Linked DNA regions of Mus musculus: region 1 is linked to region 2. A link is a loop called in an ENCODE intact Hi-C map of the cell type or tissue named here. Cell type or tissue: left cerebral cortex. All regions are shown on one strand. Each heading gives the region's core, and the rest is flanking DNA. Links, peaks and the distances in the headings are about the cores only.

What was found. A loop is a pair of places that touch in the nucleus more often than their neighbours do. Peaks named below come from ENCODE experiments on the same cell type or tissue, not always from the same donor. Only the 100,000 strongest peaks of a DNase experiment are listed, where the experiment ranks them.
Region 1: it touches region 2 in a loop (7-fold over the local background); 5 of 42 quality-filtered maps call a loop at or near these places.

Annotation. Positions count from the first base shown.
Region 1 is chr9:4,789,752-4,804,873 of GRCm38, forward strand. It overlaps Gria4 (glutamate receptor, ionotropic, AMPA4 (alpha 4)), which reads right to left and starts at 6,483. Exons shown (of 17, transcript NM_019691.5): 1 at 6,094-6,483; 2 at 5,436-5,612; 3 at 4,059-4,217. The coding sequence starts at 5,523. Gm46100 (predicted gene, 46100) reads left to right here and starts at 6,553. Exons shown (of 2, transcript NR_165471.1): 1 at 6,553-6,623; 2 at 10,210-10,406. In left cerebral cortex, for the core only: no CTCF peak of the experiment used is centred there; DNase peaks (open chromatin) are centred at 3,536, 4,470, 4,812, 5,513 and 2 more places; H3K4me3 peaks cover 4,382 bases; H3K27ac peaks cover 2,327 bases.
Region 2 is chr9:4,534,903-4,542,902 of GRCm38, forward strand. It overlaps Gria4 (glutamate receptor, ionotropic, AMPA4 (alpha 4)), which reads right to left. Exons shown (of 17, transcript NM_019691.5): 5 at 2,733-2,917. Among named protein-coding and RNA genes, the nearest start is that of Gm46101, 24 kb to the left of the region's middle. In left cerebral cortex, for the core only: CTCF peaks have their summits at 2,030 (motif pointing right) and 3,182 (motif pointing left); DNase peaks (open chromatin) are centred at 2,064 and 4,508; H3K27ac peaks cover 279 bases.

The sequences.
Region 1 (15,122 bases), core at 1-8,000, 250 kb after region 2:
ACAAAAAAGTTTGATTTACCTTTGATAAAAGAATAGACATAAGCAGATTGGTTTCTGTGAGTTCGAGGCCAGCCTGATCAACAGAACGAGTTGCAGGACAGGCAGGACCACACAGAGAAACCCTGCCAAAAAAAAAAAAAAAAAAAAAAAGGAGAGAAAATGAAAGAAAAAGGAAAAAAGATATGAATGGTATCAGGCATGGTGGCATACACTTCTAATGTCAGCACTTAGGAGGGCTGAGACAGTAGGATCATGAATTATAGGTTAATATGTGCTACAAGAGTGTTATCCTATTTCAAAACCAAACTATTTTCTTCATAGTTATTATAGTGTAATATACAGTTATTCAATGTTTGTAACTTCTCTATCAGCATCTGGTAAACAATTGAGCAGACTGTCTAGGCAGAGAAATAGGAAAAAATAAGACACCATTAGAAACTAGGTAAACAAAAGTACCAACAATCAGGTAGTCCTCTCCACAGACTGTCAAAGATAGAATCAGTCTAGAACTCTTTAACTTTCTTTGGTGTCTTGGCTATGTATCAGGTTTATCATATGATTCCCAATGTCTATTCTTAACTTAAAGCATCAGTCCACGCACAGAATGTAGGTAGATAATGCCACCGAGGCTGATTGATCACGGGATGTTGTTTCTATAGATAATTTAAATTCATAATACAACGTCTCAAATATTTCTGTATTTTAAAAATCTTGGTGATAGACAAAGTTTAGTAGTTTGTTTACTAGTTTTGGTAAAATTTAACAAATCTATTCTCCAAACTAATATTTTTTAAGTAGTGAAAATATATCTGCAAAGTTAGGCTGTTGTGAGTTGTATCAAATGTTTTGTAAGAACATTATCAACATTATCAATTTTTTTACAGATAGAGCTATATTGATACTTATACAAAATACATTTATTAAAAGATTGTAATTAAGAAACACAGAGAATATTGATTGCATAAGTCTGGAATATCTGCTTTCATCATCTTGCATGCTCTTATGGATCACAATAGTGGAATAGTGTACATATCCAATGACACTAAATGTTTGAGTCAAAGTGCTACTTATTACACTTCTGTTATTGAAATTGGTTATAATTTTATTATCTGTAAATCTAATTTCCTTTATAATATTCAGTGGAATTTGACTATCTATCAATATAAATACTTTTACTCTCTATCAATATAAATACTTAAGAATGGAAAGCAAAAATTTAATTTAAATACTGCTGAAGATAAATTATGGCTAACAATAAAATTACTGCTTCCTCCAGCAATATGATACTTATACCCACCAAATTACTCCATTTGAGTTAATCATGTCCAGTTTTACAAGCTGGTGTACTCTATACATTTAGTAGTTGAGAGCTAAACAGCCTTTTTAAAAGACAAACTTAATTTTGGTCCTGATAACCAGCATTAGATTATATCTTTTTAACATGCAACCAATGCATTTTATTCTTAAGTCTGTTTTTGTGTGAGAATAGTTACCATAAAAGAAATTAAATGTACCCTGACTAATGTTCCTTAGTCATACAAAGAAGAAACCCAAGCTGATAAAGATTCAGTATCAGTATATCACAATTAAAATAATAGAGTGTAAGAAATATTATTTGTATTCATTCCAAATAACAAGTTTAAAAATCAGTCTCTGCCATTACAAAGGAAAAAAAAAAAACACAACTCATGTTAATTTTCTAAATTACTAAACTTCAAGGTCTATTTTTACCATTTGGTAATAAAAGGCAAAATTTGACAGATTAGGTTGATATATAGTTGCAGCTTAGGGTTTACCTTAATTACTATGGAATCATATGTGTATGTGCTTTGGAACACTCTATTCAATAAACACCAACCACCTGATTCACATTCTCTACTGCCTGCAACCAAATGCAGTTAGGATTTATCTAAAGGGCATTTGCTATAGTCATTTATCAAGAAAAAAATATTCTTTTTTTCACTAGAAATCATTTTTGCTTATTTACTATTTGCTTTTAAACATCTACAGAGAATCAATTGTATATGAATGTGAAAAACATTAAATTGCCAACACTGTGTGAAACTTGGATATATTTAAAGTTACTTGTTTTAGTCCCCTCAGTCTTTACTTGTGGGAGCAACATCCTCTATAGCTTATACTTTTAAAGTTTTATTATCATGTAGCCAGCTGCCACATTCTCAGTTTACCATTGCTTTGGCACTATCATTTCATTCATGCATATTTTGTTACATAACTAAAATACTTCTAGTTAAAATAATGCTGTGAGGATAACTGACAGTCTGGAGAGAGTTAGCACTTTAGAGTTTTCAAAGCTGAATGTCATTATGCAGCCATTCTGGCTCGTGAGATATTAATTTGTGAAAACAAATCACAGTGTACTACAGCATTTTGGAAACTCATTCAAAATTAAATGATACTATGCAAATGTAATTAATGGCGGACAATCTATCCCAAATATATCTGGACAATAAATTAGTTTCCAAGCTGGTAAGGTTTTGAGAAAATCTTAGGAGAGTCATGAGGTAAATATAAAATAAGAATACATTGAATAAATGAATAAATAAATAAATAAATAACACCCCTTAAAGAGAATTCTTCAAGTAGAATTGTGTGAAATGTTGATATCTCATTTAGTACTTAGCATATGCTGAAAGTAACTCATAAAATTTATAGATAACTATCCACAAACCTAGCTATAATTTGCACGCGTTTTTATTTAAAATAACCTCCCCTTTTCTTTAATATTAGTTTTATCACCAAGTAAAACAAACAGGCAGTAATTACCAAGTGGAACTTATAGTAAGTATAAGAGTTTTAACAATAAAACAAAACAAAACAAAACAAAACAAAGCTAGAACATTTTACAAAATTGTCCAAAGCTTCCACAGCTTCAGAAAATTGAGTTCTAAAATGTAGTATTAAACAGAGCTGCCAAATAAAGACTCATTCTCTTATCCAGTAAATGATCTAATGTCAAGTAAATATGTGCACAAACACTGCAGTTCATAAAATAGATAACTTTTTTCACTTAAATCTATTTTCTGTTGTACTTCTTTCTTTTTTCAGTTTATTTTTTTGACCTGACAATTTTTAATTAAAAGATTTTCAAACTTGGTGCAAGAGAAACAAAGCACATACTATTTTATGTAGAACCACTTCTATATGTTTTTAGACAATCCAGAGACATGTTTAAACCAAGTAGATATGCACAGCAAAGTGAGGAAGCATCTGAAACATCCCCCACTTCAAGAACCCAAAGCAGAGCAGAGTCAGTGATGGCTTACATCTTAGTGGTTTATATTAATGCGATTAGTTAGCTTTTTTAGCCACATCAAGTTCCATAGCATCTTGACAGGGTACATATTCCAGGTGGCATTCTATGGGGTCACCCATTTAGTTTCATTATGTGGGAGATTCAGCTGGATTGGTTTTAGAATCCAAGTAGATCAGAGACTAAAATGATGGGCAATAGGGTAGGGATTCATGGAGTTCCATGAAAAGATATCCATTAAAACAGCAAGAGACATTTACAACCTCCAACATAAGGGCAGAGCAGCCTCCAATGACATCACTGGATCTTATGTAGTATCTACTGACTGACTTAAATGCATTTTCCACATCACTTGTTCTCTTGCATCCTCTCATGGCTTTTACTACTGGGAAGAGCATGTGTCTTCTTTAAAAGGAAGGCAGGCACTTACTTCAGTAAAAATCAAGAAGAACCCAAAAGGATGAAATAAAACACTAAACTGAGTACAGTTTTCACTAGTATTCGGAAGACAGGAACAATACTAAACATTACAAGAGAATTCAGTTTATGTGATCCATGCAGGAAAATTAAAAGGCAGAAAGGGAAAAAAGGATACAGGAGAAAGGGAGGAGGCAAGGAAGGGTGGAAGGAAGCAAAGAAAGGAAGGAGACTAAACCTTTTAAACTATGATTTTTTTATTCTAACATCACTGTTAGAATCTGGATTTTTTCCAGAAAATTCTTAACAAAGAAATCCCACTAGCTCATTTTAGTTCTAATTTAGCCGCAACTTATATTATACTTACATGCATTTGTCACAGCAAAACTGTTGGCAGTCTCAATGTTGTCCACATGAGGTACCAAATTGAAAGGGGCTTCAGATGCATTGGGGCTGGTGTTATGAAGAAAGATAGCTAGCCGAAAAGCAGTGTATTCCTGGTCTGTGTTTCGGATAAAGAGACCACCTATGAAAGACAGCAGGAAATACTCACTCAATGATTCCTGTTTTAAATGTTACACCTAGTTCCATGACTGTCAAACATATCTCCAACCGCAAGCACACACAATTAAGGAGCTCTTTGCCATATCATAGGGGCTGCCTTTTGTCCCTGCAATGCATGCTTAATGTTTTAGTCTTTAAGGCATTTCAGCTTTTTCTTGCTTCAATCTGTCGTGATCACAATGACCTCTGAGACAATTTTGTGTATCTTGCTTTCTTTCCCTTGCCCTCTTTAGGATTCTCCCATCACATCATTGTATCAGCCAGTCCAGTTCAGGACATCTTTCTCTAGCAGGGAATATGCAGATGGATAGAGAAGAGATTTCCATTACAATACAGGACCTGAACGAAGGTACATGAAGGCGCACACGAGAGCAGGTTTAGAAGGTTTAGAAGGGAAGAGAACTTAGCTTGGCCCCCGATTTTGTGTACCCGGTCCAATTAGTTCGGTTTTGTGCACAGTACACACACACACACACACACACACACACACACACACACACACACACACACACACACAAATGATGCAGTGTTTGAGGTTGGGCTGGGCTGGGCTGGAAGAAATTCAATAGCCGAGTCCCATCAACAGACAGGAGAGGAGAATGGCAATCATGGTGGAGGAAGGGAGGGTCGCGAGAAACGAGGGTGGGGAGATACAGAACAGAAGCTTAAGTCAAAAGCAAAATAAAACCAACGAAGGTTCCTCGAAAAGGGTCTAACATTTGAATCTGCCAACTGGCAAGGCAACAAGGAAAGAAGTGAGGGCAAAAAATGCCTTTCCCCCCATCTCCTTCTGTAACAGCGAGAATGCTGCAGCTTGCAGAATAGCAAAAAGTGGGTTAAAAAAAACAAACAAACAAACAAAAACGAACACAAAATAAAACTCGGCATTTCCTCTTGTTCTACGAAAACGAGATTAAAAGAAAACGAGTATAAAATGCAATCAAAGTCCATGAAGGTTTGATTGTTTGTTTGTTTATTGTTTTCTCCTTCCTCAACTTCTTTCATTCCTACTTTAACCTACTGTAGAGCAAGAAGGAACTTGAATCAGGGTTGGGTGTGCTAGCCTGAACTTGCACCCAGAAGGTCTGTTTGAAAAGGGAAAGCTCCTCCATAGAATTCCTTATCTGCAACTCATTTACCTCACATCAGCTACATGCACCTCTTCCCCAGTTCTTCTTACCTATTTGAACGCTGCTCGGAAAGGCTCCCATGGCGAGTCCCCAAAATCCAGAAAACAACAAGACAATCTGCCTGCAAATAATCCTCATCTTCTTTGCTCCTCTCCCTGGTGCGCGCTCTCCTCTCTTTCTCTCACTCTTGCTAAATGATTTTCAGAGAGGCATTGAAGATGATGGCGCTAAAATTCAAAGAGAGAGAGAGAGAGAGAGAGAGAGAGAGAGAGAGAGAGAGAGAGAGAGAGAGAGAGAGAGAGAGAGAGAGAAGAAAAGGTTTGGGTGCTTTTAGGTTATGACAGCTTTCCCTCAACAATCCATCCCCAGCTGCCAGATGTTTCCCGCAGTCTCCATAGCCCTGGGGGAGGTTTTCTGTCCTGCTGATAATGTTCATGCAGAAGATGGTGGTGGCCAGTCTAGCTGCTGCTCTGCTCACAGAGATGAGACATGCGCTCTGTCTGTGGCTCCCTTGCGCTCCCTTGCTCACATCCACACGGTTGCGGGCGCCACACGCGCTCTGCAGCTCACAGCCGACCCCCGCCCGGGCTACAGCATCCCTGAGCGCCTCCAGTGCCTCGGTACCGGAGCGCGCACTCCCACCACGGCCCCTCACCCCTTGCCCCTTGCTCCTCGCCTCCCATTCCCTTTCCCCCAGCCTGTACTCACCAGATCGCCCAGGTCTTCAGGGAGGCTCTGGAGCGAGTCTTCAGGCTGGGGTTTTGGCGTACAGTCTCCAGTATCTGATCCCCTTCCTCCTACCTTCCGCGCGTTTGCCGAGGAACCGGCTCTGGAGGTGGGGGCCCCTCTTCAGAACCAGTGTTTTTCTTTTTATGCCCTCCAAGTCGCCTTTGGATTCTTGGTTGAGCTTGGCAGGAAACTACCCCGGGGGGCCGGGTATGCCAGCCCGGATCCCGGGCTGGGGGGTTGGAGAGGAAGTTAGCACCTCCCCATGGTCTCAGTCCCCTGCAGCATCCTTGCAGGCTCGCGGGAGGACAAGCTGCCTCCCGGCTCCCAGCCCTTTCCTCTCAGCCTTGCCCAGCCTAGTCCGCTTCTGCTATTGGGTTGCGCGCCCGCGCGAGCGAGCGAGCGCGCGCACGCGAGGGGAGACTTCCTTGCTGCAACTGCAGCAAAGATTTCTCACCAGCAAACAACCAGGGGAATCTGCAAAGCCCTTGATGCGGATGGATGCGGTAAAGGTACTCAGAGAAGGAGAGGAGCGAGGAGGGGGACAAGGCAGCCCCGAGGTGATGAGGCTGGGGTCTAGAAGGGAAGAATTGGAGGAGGTAGGAGGTAAGGGTAGTGAAAGTCAGAGAAGTTTACAGGATAGAAAAGGGAGGTGTGTGTGAGGGGGTGGGCAAGGGAGGAAGAGGAGACCAGAGGGGTGGTGGTGGTTAGCAAGACACACTCAGAGACCTCTAGTATGTTCTTTAAAGGGCACTAGGCAGAATTAGGAATTAACATTGAGAAGTATAAATTAAGAAAACTACTTAAAGGCTGCAGTTCATTTCTATTCAGTGATTTACCCAAAAGGATGCTTTCCTGCATTTTGTGTGTGTGTGTGTGTGTGTGTGTGTGTGTGTGTGTCGTGGTGAGTGTATTGTGTGTGTTGTTGTGTATGTGTTCTCCATACACATCTCCTTTGCTTGGGGTTTGGAAAACTCATTCTACTTACAGTCACCTCCAAGAAGGCATGGCTTTTGCAGATGAAGTCAGCAAGTTAGTTTGAGTTTGTATAAGAAAGTAGAAAGGAATTAAGCTAGGATTTTAGGAATATTGTCACTTTGTTCACAGAGTCACCTTTAAAGCTGTCATTTCACTCGCTGTCGTTTTATGGGAAGAGGCTGGGACACCTCCAAAGGAGGTGATTGCAGTACCTGTAGACAATATGGAAGATAGCTTTCTAATATCCCAATACAAAATAATATGTCCTAAGGAGAAATGACAGTAACCTAGGTCTTCAATGATATAGTTTAAAGTCCAGGAGGGAAGCCTAGGAGAACTCAACCCTACTCAAAAACTATAGACAACTGAGGAGAACTGGGAGTGGGGGAGATTGTCTTCCACAGAATAACAAACCAATTGGTAGTCCTTGGGCAAACAGTTCACTCACATACAAGTAATATTTCATGGACTTAGCAAGTTTATATTTAGAATGAATATATATATATATGAATATATATATATATATTCATGTGATATATATTATCACATGAACAATTGAAAAAGAGGCCATAGATTTTAAGATGAGTAGGGAGGGGTTTAGAGTATGGGAGGATTTGGAGGGAGGCAATGAAAGGGAGAATTGTAGTAATTCAATTACACTCTCATAAACAAACAAAAAGAAGTTAGTGAAAATGGAATAGCACCTCTTATCACATTTTTAAAAGAATAAAGCAAGTGCCTGAGTGTGTCTGATAAAATGTGTAAAGGGGAAGCTGATGACGTATATCAAATTGCAGCAAGAATTTACCTGGTAAAATCCTTCTTGAAATACGTGTTACCTTTATCTCTTCAGGTTGCCTTCCCCCTTCTTGTTTCATTTAATAAAAAAAAAAAATGGATTATATCCAGGCATATATATTTGTTGGGTTCCTAGTGATATTATGATTTATTAATATTAGCTGGGGTACCAAATAACTAATTTATATATTCATCACATCAGTATTTCTCATTTTTGTTTTGTTTTGAAAACATTTTAAATTTGCTTTGATGATTTTGAATTCACATGCATGTAATCAAAAAAGAAAGCTTGTTGGTGGGATAAGATCCAGTGTGATCATTGCAGTAAACACAGTGGAGATTCCTCAAGCAACTAGAAATATCATTCATGTCTTTTTATTACATGTGACGAGTGACCTATTTTGTAGTTTGGAGAATGTATTTTAAACCCTTCGCTAAAAATCCAGAATGTTCTTCTGCTTCCTCAATCCTTAGTTTGCTTTTAAAATCCCATCTCTTCAAAGAATGTTACATCAACATCCCTGTTACATCTCAGCACAGATTGTTATTGTACAAATTCTAAGTAATTGGATTACACAAATCATGCATTGTCATTTTGGTTTATGAGGCATTACTTTTGCACAAAAACAGGGATTTGAAATGTTTTCTTTTTTATCTTTTCTGTTTTGTGAAAACTAAGGCTGCAAATAATAGCATTGCGCTTCTGTTATAAAAGATAATAAAATAAGCTACACAAAATTTATATTGCATTTAAATTAAATTAAAATTTCAAACATACTAAACAGTTTAACTTCTACTTGAGTAAGTTTTGATCCTTGCTGATGGGCAAAGGTGATTATCCACTTTTCACGAGTTCTAGCAGCAGCACCGAATTATGTATCCACCGAGTGGATGTAGGACAGGCTTGCGTTATTTGTCTTATAGAGCTGTTACATAGAATGGTAAGAATGTAGACTGTATCTGCATTCTTCACACATAATAATGCTTTTTATTTTCATTTTCTAACTAATTAGCCCACCCACTTTATTTGACTACTCTAAACTCTTCTTCTTATATAAGTATATCATATGTATATATACATATGATGTACATATATAAATATATATATATATGTGTGTGTGTATATGTGTATATACATATACACATACACATGCACATACATATACATATACATACATACTAGTTTTAACTAGGGCATCTGAGTATTGTGGCACAATGGGGAACAGCACCAACACCTTCTCCACTGTTATTAGAGGACCTGCAATGGTTATGAGTCCTTTCTAGGAATTATATTGATTATCAGGTGTTTGCTGTAAGAAACTGTAATGTCTTTGTTAAAACCTATGGGACCAATAAGTTTATGATACAACAAGGTATCTGGAAGTTGAAAATAAATGAAGAATCCATGTTATTTAGAAAAAGTAGTGTGGCCTGCCACAAGGGCTTCAGGGTTGTGCAGTAGTAATACTTGCTGGACTTCAGATATGAGACTTCCAGGTTCCTGACAATTTTAGCATTGTTTTGTTACTGGATTTTTTGTTCTAACAATATCTTTAAATTTTCCCTACAGTTTTGACATAAAGTAGGCAATGGTTGTCATTAAAGTATGCCTGAAAAAAATGTGGCCAAGGCTTTGAGAGAGCCCCAAAGTGAAAAGTGAGCAATTTAAGACTTGAAGATGGTTTAGACTTCACAGAGCAAGAGAATTTGGTTTTCTATTGATTTGCAAAGACAGTCAAGTAGGGATTAGTCACATGTTGAACATGAATGAACATAAGCCTTTTTGAACACTGAAAATTCAACTTACTTAATGAGAAGTGCTGAAAGTGAAGCCAGAAAGCAACAAACCAAGTGGATGTAAACTTTCTCAGCCCTTTTGTCTGCATCTACTAGATGGGGATGTATGGAGAAGGCACAAACGAGCTAATAAAGACGATACTTTTTCTTTAGACTAAAAAACTTTATGTACATGTGGTAAAGTTACATAATGAGGCTGGGGGCATAGAAAATAAATTAGAAATTTTGATACTCTAGGTGAGAATCTAGTGTTTGAGTAAAACATAACTCTTTAACCCTAAACACTGCCTTTAAAGCTTTTATATCTAAAGATATACTACACAAATTAGAAATATCTGAGGCACTTTTGGTCTCAACAAAACACAGAACAATCTATAAGCCCATTGATTGTTGAGAGTATTGGTGACAGTCAGTGTTAATTGTTAGTTTGACAAGATCTAGTCACCTGGGAGATTGGGTATGCTTGTGGGAATTTATCTTGGTTATATTAATCGATGTGGAACAACGCATCTTAATTCTTGGCAGGACTCTTCCTTGGGCAAGATGTTAGATGTACAAATGGAGAAATGAGAGTGAGCAGCAACATGTAAGCCTTTATCTCCCTCTGTTTCTGGATTTGTAGATGCACCGTGACCAGATGCTTCAAGAATCTGTTGCTTTGACTTGTATGCCCAATGACTGTACCTTGAACTGTAATTCAAATAAATCATTTCTCCCTTAAATTGTTTTTGTTGAATCTTTTGTCATAGAAACAAGAATATAAAATAAGAAAATATTATATTATGATATGGTACATCTATCAGTATAGTGGTATACCCACACAAATATCCAAAGATAGAAAAGTGTCTCTATATACAATGGAATGATCACTAGTTTTAGACACTAGGAATTGATGTTATGTCTCTATTTCATTTTATAAGTTAAAAATAAAAACAATCATATTAATGTCACTACAAGATACCAGAGGGTTATCATATATGTTATCTGCCCTGGTAATATAATTATTTATTTGTTTTCCTAGAAATCCTGTTTAATCTTATTAGAAAATTATATTATGTATACATATATACACACATACATATACAAACACACACTCACATGCTGTCATTGATTTGCTCACAGTATTTGTTTATGTATGTGGCAAATGATCTATATATCTATTGCATCTATATATCTATTACATCATATGAATATAATATGCTTATAATTCTTTATTACATGCATGTGGTTTAAGCTAAAAGTGCTGAAAGTGATTTCTTACTTGCATCTCCAAGTGAACTCCAGTATTTCAATACTCAATATCACTCATTTACTCTCCATCATTCAGATAATTTATCAAAATGTATTTACTCATGATATTAAACAAATTTAAGGTTTTCCAAGGAAGAAAATTAGTAGGCAATTTTTTCCAACTTCTGATCTATTATGGTTACTTATCTGTCTTCTAGGAAAACATTGACTTTCAGAGCTCTGTAAATGTATGATATTATTGTATTTAACTCTGAAAGTGGGGATTGCATTTCGAGATGAATATCAGTAATTTAATAAATTATTTGTGCATTTGTTAGCAAAGCCTTTTCTTGTCAGGAGTGTTGTTTTCATATGTTTAAATATGTTTCCTCCTACTGAGCTAATACTTCTCGATTTTCATCATTTTTTCTGGAAGTACTCTCAAGCAATAAGAACTATACCTTACCACCTCACAGAGGGCAGAGTTACACCTTTGTATTTGGAAGCCAATCTTGCTTGAAGTCAGTACACTGATCTTGGACTTTAGCAGTTACTTGACTAATATTTTGACACCTGTCTACCTTACATGGTCTTTTTGTGAAACCAATTGACATCATGTGTCACTTTAATGTGGATAAATTATCCACTTTCCTGGAACACAGAATCTTCATTACTCCGAAAAAGATTATTTCTCTGGTTTCACTGTTCTCATTACTCTCCAGAGCCATTGTAAGTGAAGGAAGTCATGGAAGAGAAGCTAGCAATCTTTCTCTTACTGGCTTATTCATTCACTATGCATTTTAGATTATTTTCTCTGAATCATCACATTATGAGGAAATAAAAAGTTTTACTAGGGAATTATCTTCTAATACTAAAAGAATTGCAAATGTGTGTGTGTGAATTAATGTAGCTAAGCACAAAAATTAATGGCAAAAGCTCAATTCTATATCTTTCAATGCAGGGAGTTTGGGATATTTACCATGAGTCTACTCCTACCTCAATAACAGTGTCTCATCCTAATGTCTAGTGCAGAATAGGATAGGAATGGCCAAGTTAAAATTTGAACTTGATTTTAAAAGCCTGCAGGATTTTCATTGGTTAAAGAATAGAGGCCAACTTATAAGGAAGAAAGTAAATTGGCAATAATAGTTGGAATCATGGTATTCAATAAAACAAAGTTTAAAAAAGGAAAGAAGGGTTATGGATGAACTTAGAGGGAAGAAAGGTAATGGTGAAATGATGGAATTATAAAAATTAAAAACATGATTTAAAAATTACAACATAATTTGACATGCGACATAAGACAGAGAACTGTGCTACTTTACTAATATAGCCCAATAACATATATAAATATATATAATAATTTTAATTTGCTTCAGTGTTGGTTTTAATGCCCATTAAAGCCAAAGCACTCAACAAAAGTTTTCGGTATTGTGTTTATCCAATAACCTTGATCATTTATCCAATGTTTATATGTTAAAATTGCTATTCAGTTATTCTTACATTGACATAAGTATTCCTTGTCTCAATTCTAGAAGAAAATATGATCTTTTGAATATTATTTGCTTTCATTTCTGAAGTGTGTGGCTCTGCTTCGTATGAGACATGTGTTTTTCAGTGTCAAGGCCATATAACGATGGACAAGTGACAAGAACTAATTTTCAGAATGATTTTTTTTTTCCTTTCTGTAACAAGAGTTGTGTTTTCCAAAATGTGTCTAAGGATAACATGCCACCTACAGGGAGCTGGAAAGATGTGGTAGCAATTTAAAGAAGGTATTCTTCTCAGTAAAAAAGTTTAGTTTTTAGCATCCAAGTCAGTTGACTCAAAATGTCATGTAACTTCCACTCCAGGAGAATATGGCTTCTGGCTTCCATGAGTACTGTAATCATGTTCACTGACTTCTCTCAGAGATACACATATATACAGAAATAAAAACACATCTTTTTAAATTGTCTTATACAATTTAAAATAATGAAACAATTGCATCTATGTGCCTACTACTGAATGCATATAAAATAAAATTATTTTGCATATCACTTTATATTTTAATGACATATTAGCATATTTAGAATACTGTACTTACAAAAGCTTGCCTACTGTTTTAAGTACCTTGCCGTAGGTATAAAGTTTTCATAGCCTTCTTTCTATTCAATGCATTTGGATCAGTCTAGAATTAAAGTCCTGTTTGTAAAATTTACTTAATTTCTATAATATATATATAGCACACAGTTGATTCTCTTTAATGAAAAACTTTGTTCATAGACATTGGTAATAAAAGTGTCACTCATTTATCTGATAATCATTCACATATTTCCAGAGTTATTAAATAATTCATCTTCCTTTGCTGACATCTTTAAAATGTCATAGCAGTAGACATGCAGTTTGGATTTAATCGTTTTTCTCTGTTTTCTTAAAGATATATTCATATATATGCACGTGAGTATATTTTACACATGTTCAGGTGTTGGAATAGGTCACAAGAGGTTGACATATCTCCTGGATTCTGAGCTATGGTAGCCCATGAGCTGTTAATGTGTATTCTGGAAACTCACTTCATGTTTTCTGGAAAAACGGGAATCATTTTAACTACTAAGCCACAAGCAAAGTCTGTTGTATTATGCATAAACATAAGATGATCCTTGATTTACAAGCGTCACACACATTCTAGGGGGGTCATTCACAGCCTGTGAAGCTGGCGTGAAGGCTGTCAGCTGGAAATGAACAATGTGGTCTGCATATTGCAAACTAAAACCTAACGATGCCTATCTGATTAGGTCTTATGAAGAAGCCCAGCTGGACATTCAGGTCTCTGGTTCTCTGTATTCAGTAAGTTGGGCTGAATGTCAAGACTTATGGGGCATCAAATCCCACAGCCCCCTGATCCACCGTGCAATGTATATGGTGCAGTTGGTTACAAAAGCAGGCAGCCACACACCGGGGCATTTTTGCTGTTCTCTTTAGTACCATGCAAAGCAATGAATATTTTATTCATTGTATTCACAGAGCAGAAAAATACTATAGCTCCCTCACATCTTCATGACAAAAGCTAGAGGCCAATCTAGTGGATCCCACCGAGGATTGGATAAAGAGTCCAGGAGCTCCGTTTCCCACCTGTCCTCACAAGGACAGAGGTCAGTATTTTATGAATAGGATTAAAAAATACTGATATTATTTTTAAGACCTTAAGGTAAAGGAAATAACAATTATAGGCAAAAAATACACAAACACTGACATACTTCAAACAAAAATACAGAAAAAAAAATAAGAAACATAATGGAAGTACAAAAATTATTTTTGTGAATATTCATACATAAGTAAATAACAGATCAAATGATAATCCTATGAGCAATATACCCTCCTTAAATACTCTGTTTTTATTATGTAGTTTAAAAGAGTTAACTGATAGTTTATGTGCATACCAGGGAGGATTTATTAGCATGACACCAGTTCAGTTCTGTGTTAGATTTGTGCCCCTGCTATCACAAGTGACACTAGGCTAAAACCACTGCAATATAAAATGATTTAAAGTAATTTACCAAATGACAGTATCCATGGTGTCAATGTATGCCATTCCATCTTAAAATCTGACACCTTTACATGAACACGATGATCTATTCATTAAGCTGTTACAGTCCCACAGAGACCAGAACTCAGCCACTGAGGAGATAAATGCTTTTTAATTATTCAAGAATTCTCTGGAGACCCCCACAAAGCAGAGAATAATTAGGAAATAGTCAAATCTAAACCACAGAATGTAGAAATTTGGGCATCAGTGAAGAAAATGACAGTTGTCAGTAAGGCTTCTCATTCAAATCCTCCTTGTTTTATCCCAGCCTAAAGATCTAATTTCTTGAAGTGATATCTGTTAATTTCTTCTATGGCAATTTGAAGTTAGCAGCTACTATTGCTAACTAAATCTTCACTACTCTACTGATTCTCTCTCTCTCTCTCTCTCTCACACACACACACACACACACACACACTATAAATATCTAATGTAGATATTTATGCTAAATTCTCTAAAACAGATAAAACTTGATCAATACCCAAACAAGATGGACTCACATGGCAACACAGTTTAGCAGCCTGGAATGGTGATTCACTGACATTTCAATGAAATGAAAAGGATTTGCCCACACCATACAATTTTTCATGAAGTTGTGTATCTCACTTTTATATATGATTTTTCGATGAAAATATAATTA
Region 2 (8,000 bases), core at 1-8,000:
TATATGTATATGTAAACACATACATAAACACACAAACATGCAAATGCACACATATCTGTTATCTATCTATCTATCATATATATATATCTTTATGAGGCTATACCATTTGGGAAAAAAAATATTTTCCTCATGAACCATAGATCATCTAATTGAAACCCTAGTAGCAGCCATGAGTTCAAGAGACTCCCAAACAATATAGACTATTGTAATCTCCTAGCTATTTCAAAACATACAATACAATACAATACAATACAATACAATCAACTCTAGTCACCTTTCTGTGTGATGGAAATCTAGCCGTTATTCCTCTGGTTGGGAGTGATTTTTTGTACCCCTTATCAAATCTGCCCTAATCTCTTCCTTTTACTTACAAAGATCTATTCAATCTCTGGTGACTATTCTTTAAATAATGCTTTAGTTTAGTCTATGAAATGTTTTCTATTCTTTGTTTAATTAATGAATATGGATTTTTGTTGAAAGGTGAGCCATTGCATACACTCTCAGAATCATTTGGATTAGTTCCTCTGATAGAATAGAATCAAGAATGAAATCCAGAGCTGAAGATGTAGCTCATTGACAGAGAGCCTGCAAAACACATCCATGGAGGTTCTGGGTTCAACCTGCAGCACCATAAAACACAGAATCAAACCAACAAATGTTACACGCGACTTTCTTTGGAGCTATGGAATAAAGATAAGAAATAATCATGTTTCTAATCAGACACAGCTTGTAGGAGGAAGGAACCATGATTATATAACCAAGAAGTCATTATCTCCTTACAGCACAGTGGGGTTTATTATACTTTATGAAATGTCTTCTTGAATTAAAGGATTGCTCTTTACAATCCTATGTAGGTAGCCCTAATAGTAATGAAATTAGGTAGAGTTTACCAAAAAGGAATAGGTATCGTAGACACTCAAAATTTTAACTTCTTTAAAGTGTTAACAGAAAAACAGGGTAGAATGAGGAGGAGAAAAAGAAAAAGGAGAAGGTGAAGGAAGAGGAGGAAGAGGAGAAGGAGAAAATGGCGGAGAGGAGCAGGAAAGACCAACCCTTCACAGTCATTTAAGGCTTAGCGTTTACCCTCAGCACCCAGGTATACCAAGTTCCTCCTCAGAAACCAGGTAAGCCTCGGAAAGTGTGCTTTGAGGACCAACTTCTCTCGAAAGTCTGGGTCTTTAGAGCACAGGAGCTAAGTGAATGTCATCACAGATGACATCCAGCCTCTGACAGGAATTTGGCAATCTTGGCAGATGTTTGGCTGCTCTGCAGGGGACTCATCCTCAGTGATTTGCAAAAATTATTCAGGTTAAACAACTGCAAAGTCTCACTACTGGGGCAGCAAGCATGGAAGGGAGAGAGTAAAATTGGATTTGGAGTCACTGCTCTGCATATTAAAGGAGAGGTTTCCTTGGAATTCCATCAAGGCTCCTTACCTGACATCAAGGCTGATTTACCTGATCTGTGTACACTTAGTATTCATAGTTTACCAAAGTAGCAGAGATTCTGTTTTTAGTGAAGTATTATTAATTTCTTTTATAACAGGATAATAAGGGATAGATACTTTACTAATTGCTCTTATAGTGCAATGCTATTTCATATCTTAAAAATGCAAAATTAATTTTATGATAAAATTTTTAAAATTCTAATATATACAGTGATACGCAATCCAGAGCTTGTAGGAGTTATGGTAGAATCTCAGATATATTTTGGATATTAAGATGAGTATTATAGCCGGGCGGTGGTGACACACGCCTTTAATTCCGGCACTTGGGAGGCAGAGGCAGGCAGATTTCTGAGCTCAAGGCTAGCCTGGTCTACAGAGTGAGTTCCAGGACAGCCAGGGCTACACAGATAAACCCTGTCTCGAAAAACAAAAAAACAAAAACAAAAAAAAAGATGAGTATTGTAAATGAACTCCAAACTGATAGGTTTTCTATTCCAAATCCAATTGTGTAATTCTGCAGTTAAACTATACCTAACTGATTAACTCTGAATTATTGTGGGTAAGTATGAACAAACTTCCTAAGAACCACTAGATGGCACCCAGGCACTCTAATTTTGGTGGAAGCCTTTATCATTGTGTTCAAGGCAGAGGAGCAAATGCAATTTATAACTACATAATGTTTTCCTACCACTTAATACAATGGAAAAGCTCAGTTTTATCTTTTCCTACCCTCTTCAAAGCTCATCAACAGTTATTTATTGAAATCTTTATTCAAAGAGTCCCCTTCTAAAAGGAAGTTGAAAAATCATCTTTATGGGTAACAAGTAGTATTTACTTAAAACATCTGGTAGAAACAGCACATTACAGAATGTTCTAGCCAATCATCATTTATTTCATTGCTTTGCTAGTTTATGTTGATAATTTTCATGCAACTAGTTGTTTAGAATATAAAAAGGACCTTTCAAATGCTTTAATAGTTTCATAGCAGTAATCTTCAAGATTCATATTAATAAAGGCTCAGAATTCCTGGTGACTAAGCAAATGCTCTTCTACTGCTTATATCTTTACAGGATGGAAAAGTTGTATTCCTATCTTCAACTGTACCTAAGGACTAAAGGACACTTTTTACAGTAAAGAACTGTCATTTTTTTTTTCTGGAGATAAATCATGGAAAATTCCTAATTCTCATATTCTGAACTGGAAGACAGTATGGAGACAGAACTGGAATATGTCAACATTTTTATCTAACGCACACCTTAGTAATAAGATGAAGCCCAGAACTTACTTGTTCTAATATGTTTTGAAGCCTTTCTATCTCACAATCTATTACAAATTTCTTCTCTTGTCTTCTGTCAAGCTCTTCTAGTAGTTGCCTGTAGCTGACATCGTTAAAATTTTCCACACATATCGCACTGACATGCCATCCATTCTGTCCTGCTTTTTCCATTATAGCTTGAAGTATTGAATACCCTATTAGAGAGAAAAAAAAGTTAATAAAAATACTCTTTCAACATATGTAAAGATATTCCTTTGGACTTTTGTTATAGACTGGATCCATATCAATATTTTTCATATTTAAAACACAGATCATTTTGAATCTTGAAAATGTGAGTCATTTTTTTGTGAAACCCTTCCCCCTCCCCTTTTTTTCTTTATTCAGGCAACAGATTCTTTTAAGCTACTTATTGGATGAAGCTGTCACAGTATATCTTCTTTAAAATCTCAAAACTCCCTCTACTGGAGAATATTCCTTTGGTCTAGATATACTCTTGATGAGATTAACAAAACTCCACTGCATCACTACCTGTGGTCAATATCAATTTCATGACCCCTTTTGTTATTTTACACTCTAGAAAGAGTTTGTTTTGAACAGGGTACGAACAGCGTTATTGGTTTGACTATAGAGAAAAGATGCACAAAAAATCCCAACAAATCAAAGCAAAACAAAACACCCGTACTATGGTATTATTGAGGATGTATTATTGTCAGAGCTCCATTTGATGATATAGGCAGATGTATACAGTGATAACATTATTTATTATGTTCCAATTGTTCTGGCAGATGAAGTGTGTAGGCTTGATATGAGGTAAATTATCAACTCTTAGAGGAGATAGACATTCAAATACATGTGACCAAACTTTTCAAAGAACAATAGGAAATGCACGTGCCACATGCTTGTATTTGTACCAGTTGAGAGGCAGACATAGGAGCTCAAGGTCAGCTTCAGCTGCATAAGGAAGGAGTTTATGGCCAGTCTGACCTACACAAGATCTTGTCACAAAAACTCTACATAAACAAAACAAAATGATTTCTGGGCAGGCTGATGAAGTGACTCAACAAGAAAAGGCAGTTGCCACCAAAGCTGGGTGTACGGAGTTCAGTTCCCAGTTTACATGGTGGAAGAATAGAATGGAGTACTCCAAATTGTCCTGTGACATCCATAGGCATGCTAGGACATTTATACACATGAAGCAAGTAAACAAGAAAATAATTCAATGTGAGAGTGCAACTACAGTATCCTTGAAAAATCATAAAATTTTGGCAGACTAAGTGCTGGTTAGGTGAAGACAGAACTTCTTGGGGGAAAAGGCTGTGGTCTCTGCCTGTTGTTTGCCAAATCTCTCCACAAGTGGAAGGAGATTTCAGCTTCATATTATTTTCATGCCTGCTTCCTGAGACCTCAATTTTTAGTTATAGCTTGAAAGATTAGGAGGAAAAGATTCTCTGAATGTATAAAAAACATCCCTTAGATAAAAATTGGTTAGGACCAGAGCCACTCATTTTTTTTTTTTTTTAACTTTCTAGCTTGGCATAAACAAAATAGCCTCCTGAAGAGTTTAACAGCAGTGTAATCTTATTCTGTAGTTGCTGTCTCTGGTTTCTCCCTCAATAGGTATTGCAGTTAGGCTAGCTGGCAGGATTCAAAGGGAAATTTGAAAGTGAACACACCAGGCTTATAAGATAAGAGAGCAATTATTTGGAGTTTCAGATTTAGGGAGTTTCATTTTGAGGTTATATTTTCTGTGTCTCAGAGCTCCAAACATTATGATGTACAGACAATGTCAACAGATGGACCCGATGATGAGCTCATATCTAAAATATAAACTGCCTGATTTCCTGCCAAATGCATACCATGGCAGTCAGACTTCATTTTTATTTAAATAAAAAAATTCCCAAAGAAGAAAGAGGGCATGCTAATTACATTATGCTTATTCTGGATATGTGTTGCTCCATACATATCCAGTCTTTTCTTTGTAGTTCATACCTGTTATTACCTTTTCATATCTCATCTGACATTGCCGTTTTCCCACCAACCTGGAACCTAGGGCTTTCTTTTCTTTTCTTTCTTTCTTTCTTTCTTTCTTTCTTTCTTTCTTTCTTTCTTTCTTTCTTTCTTTCTTTCTCTTTCTCTCTCTTTCTTTCTCTCTCTCTCCCTCTCTTTCTCTCTCTCTCTCTCTCTCTCTCTCATAGATGTTTTCTTTATTTACATGGCAAATTTTATCCTATTTCATCATTTTCCCTCCAAAAACATATTCCCCTCCCCTTAACCACTAACCCACCCACTCCTGCTTCCCTATTCTGGAATTCCCCTACACTGGGGCATAGAGACTTCACAAGACCAAGGGCCTCTTCTCTCATTGATGTCCCACAGCCAACCTCTGCTACATATGTGGCTAGAGACATAGGTCCCTTCATGTGTACCAATTGGTTGTTGGTTTAGTCCCTGGGAGCCCTGGGGGTACTGGTTGGTTCATATTGTTGTTCCTCTATGGGGCTGCAAACCCCTTCAGCTCCTTGAGTACTTTCTCTAGCTCCTCAATTGGGGACCCTGTGTTCAGTCCAATGGATGGCTATGAGCATCAACTTCTGTATTTGTCAGGCACTGGCAGAGCCTCTCAGGAGACAGCTATATCAGACTCCTGTCAGTAAGCATTTGTTGGCATCCACAATAGTGTCTGGGTTTGGTAACTGTATATGGGATGGATCCCCAGGTGGGACAGTCACTGGATGGCCTTTCCTTCAGTTTTTGCCCCAAACTTTATCTCTGCATTTCCTCCAATGGGTATTTTGTTTCCCCTTCTAAGAAGGACTGACGTATCCACACTGTGATCTTCCTTCTCCTTGAGCTTCATGTGGTCAGTGAATTGTATCTTGGGTATTCTGAACTTCTGGGCTAATATCCACTTATCAGTGAGTGCATTTCATGTGTGTTCTTTTGGGATTGGGTTACCTCACTCAGGATGATATCAACCTAGGGCTTTCTTATTTCCTGTTGAATGAATGTAGAAGCTCTTTCGTTTCATTTCGTCTTCTACTTTTGTGATTATGTGTCTGTTTGGGTGATGTATGTGCATATATGCATGTGGTAGGCCCCAAAGGCTAAAAGACAACATCAGATTTCTGCTTTGTCACTTAATTCTTAGTAGCCAGAAGTGGGTGGTGGTAATAAAACGCTCAATAACACCAAGTGCTCCTAGCCCCTCAGTCTTCTACCTCCTTCCCTCCCTCCCTTCTTCCTTCTTTCTTTTTCCTTTCCTTCTTCTTTCTCTGTGTGTGTGTGTACACTCATTTTTCACTTTGCATGAGACTGTTGAGGCCAGAGGTTATTAAATATCTTTAAAAATCACCCTTAATCTAAGGTTTGAGCCAAGATATCTCATTGAATCTGCAGTTTGCCATTTCTTCTAGACTGGCTGGGTCTAGACCTCTGTGGGTGGATCCATCACTCTAGGCACTTGGGTCACAGGTGCCATGTCACAGAGTTGCGATGCCTGGCTTTTATGTGGTGCCAAGGATTTAAACTCAGGATTTCATGTTCTCAAACACTTTATCCACTGAGCTATCTCTCTAATTCTTGTGAGCTATCATTCTGTAAGAATTCATATTTAACTTCTTCTATCCCTGGACTTGTGTTCTGTTGGTAACTGAAGCAAGATTCCTTTTATTTATTTATTGATATCTACAAATCTATTATTTGACTATGAAGGCTTCAAGGAATGGCAGTTGCCATCTATTTTTCTCTTTTTATTTGTGACAATATAAAGGTAATTCCAAAACTCTTCTTTGATTAACTGAATGTTGCAAAATTATAAACATGGAGCACACATTGGCTCATCTCCCTGCTCCCTCACATCGACCTGCAGCTTGACTAAACTCTTTTCATGTTGCTGCCTTATTTGTTGAAGCACTATGTGGCTGTCAGGTCTCATGACAAGACAAAGTGTCAATGTTACTATTTTCTGGATGACATGGCTTTTATAAGACATAGAGAAACATATATTTTGATAAAATTTATATATTTATCCATTTAGATTATGCTGCAAGGTTCACACTAACCAAAAAATTGAACTTCAAAGGCAGCATTTCACTGTCAGATTGTTCATATTTATAAATTATGCTGCTAGTGAAATAAGACAAAAAACCTAGAAGAACATTCTGGTTAAATGTCAAGACATGCTATCCATTGAAAAGACCCATTAATCCTAGAAATCAATGCCATCTTTTTAAGCAGCAGGAAGGACACATACTTGCGGTCTCAGAACCTCGCTCAAGCTTTAAGTCTTTATTATTCTGTTTCACTTTAATACGCTCATTATTTACGTTCCCTTCGGTACATGTGCATTTTTTATTTGCCAAAATAGGTGTGAGAATGTATTTGCACAAAGAGAAAATGCTGCCTTTGAGACTTTGGAATAACTTACTTGCTATATAAATTTGAAAGCATAAGTCAAGCTATACAGTTTCTACATGTGATTGTGAGTTATATCGCCACTTTCTTAAAAATATGCAATTTAATATTGTTATCCAAAAGTGAATGCTACTTTTTTGGATGAATGTCACATAGATAGCAATAATTCACTTCTATAAATAATATTTTGCATGCCATCTTGAAAAGCTGTCTAATATTTTAATTTCATATCCTTTGTTGAAAATTTTCTATGTTTAAGATCTTATAAAGTGCATCAAGATCAGCAAAAGCACAAACGGTCTTTTTACAATCAGTGTGGTATTTGTAAAACTTACCATTAGGTAAGTGACCTATGTGTCAAAATATAGCATTTTATAAATAAATGCAAAGAAATAAAATATTCTGCAATTGCAGTAGAGTACATTCAGGTACATTTGTATTATTTGATCACAGTAAATAACTTTCCATAGTTATTTAAAAATACTGTCAAGCAACATCAAGTATCTACATCATGTTATCTTATTGTACAAGGATTATGTTAAATAAAATGGCAGCCAGGTTAACACTACTGTAACACTTCACAGCAAAACCTCCTATATCATAAAAAAAAAAAGTGACCTATTTGGTGATGAGTAGCACCTCAGTGGTATTTCTTCTTTACTGAAAATTTGTCTTATTTGACATTTGTTGTGTAAGATTTACTCAGTATATTTGTCAATACACAAAGCATCAGGAGGTTAAACAGGAGAAATTTATGCGTAGGAGAAGATCACTTCAAAAAGATAGGAGCTACCAGGATACTGTGCACTGTTTCATTTGCATGAAGACCAGTAAGTTCATACTGTGTTTTCAGTGGCATAGTTA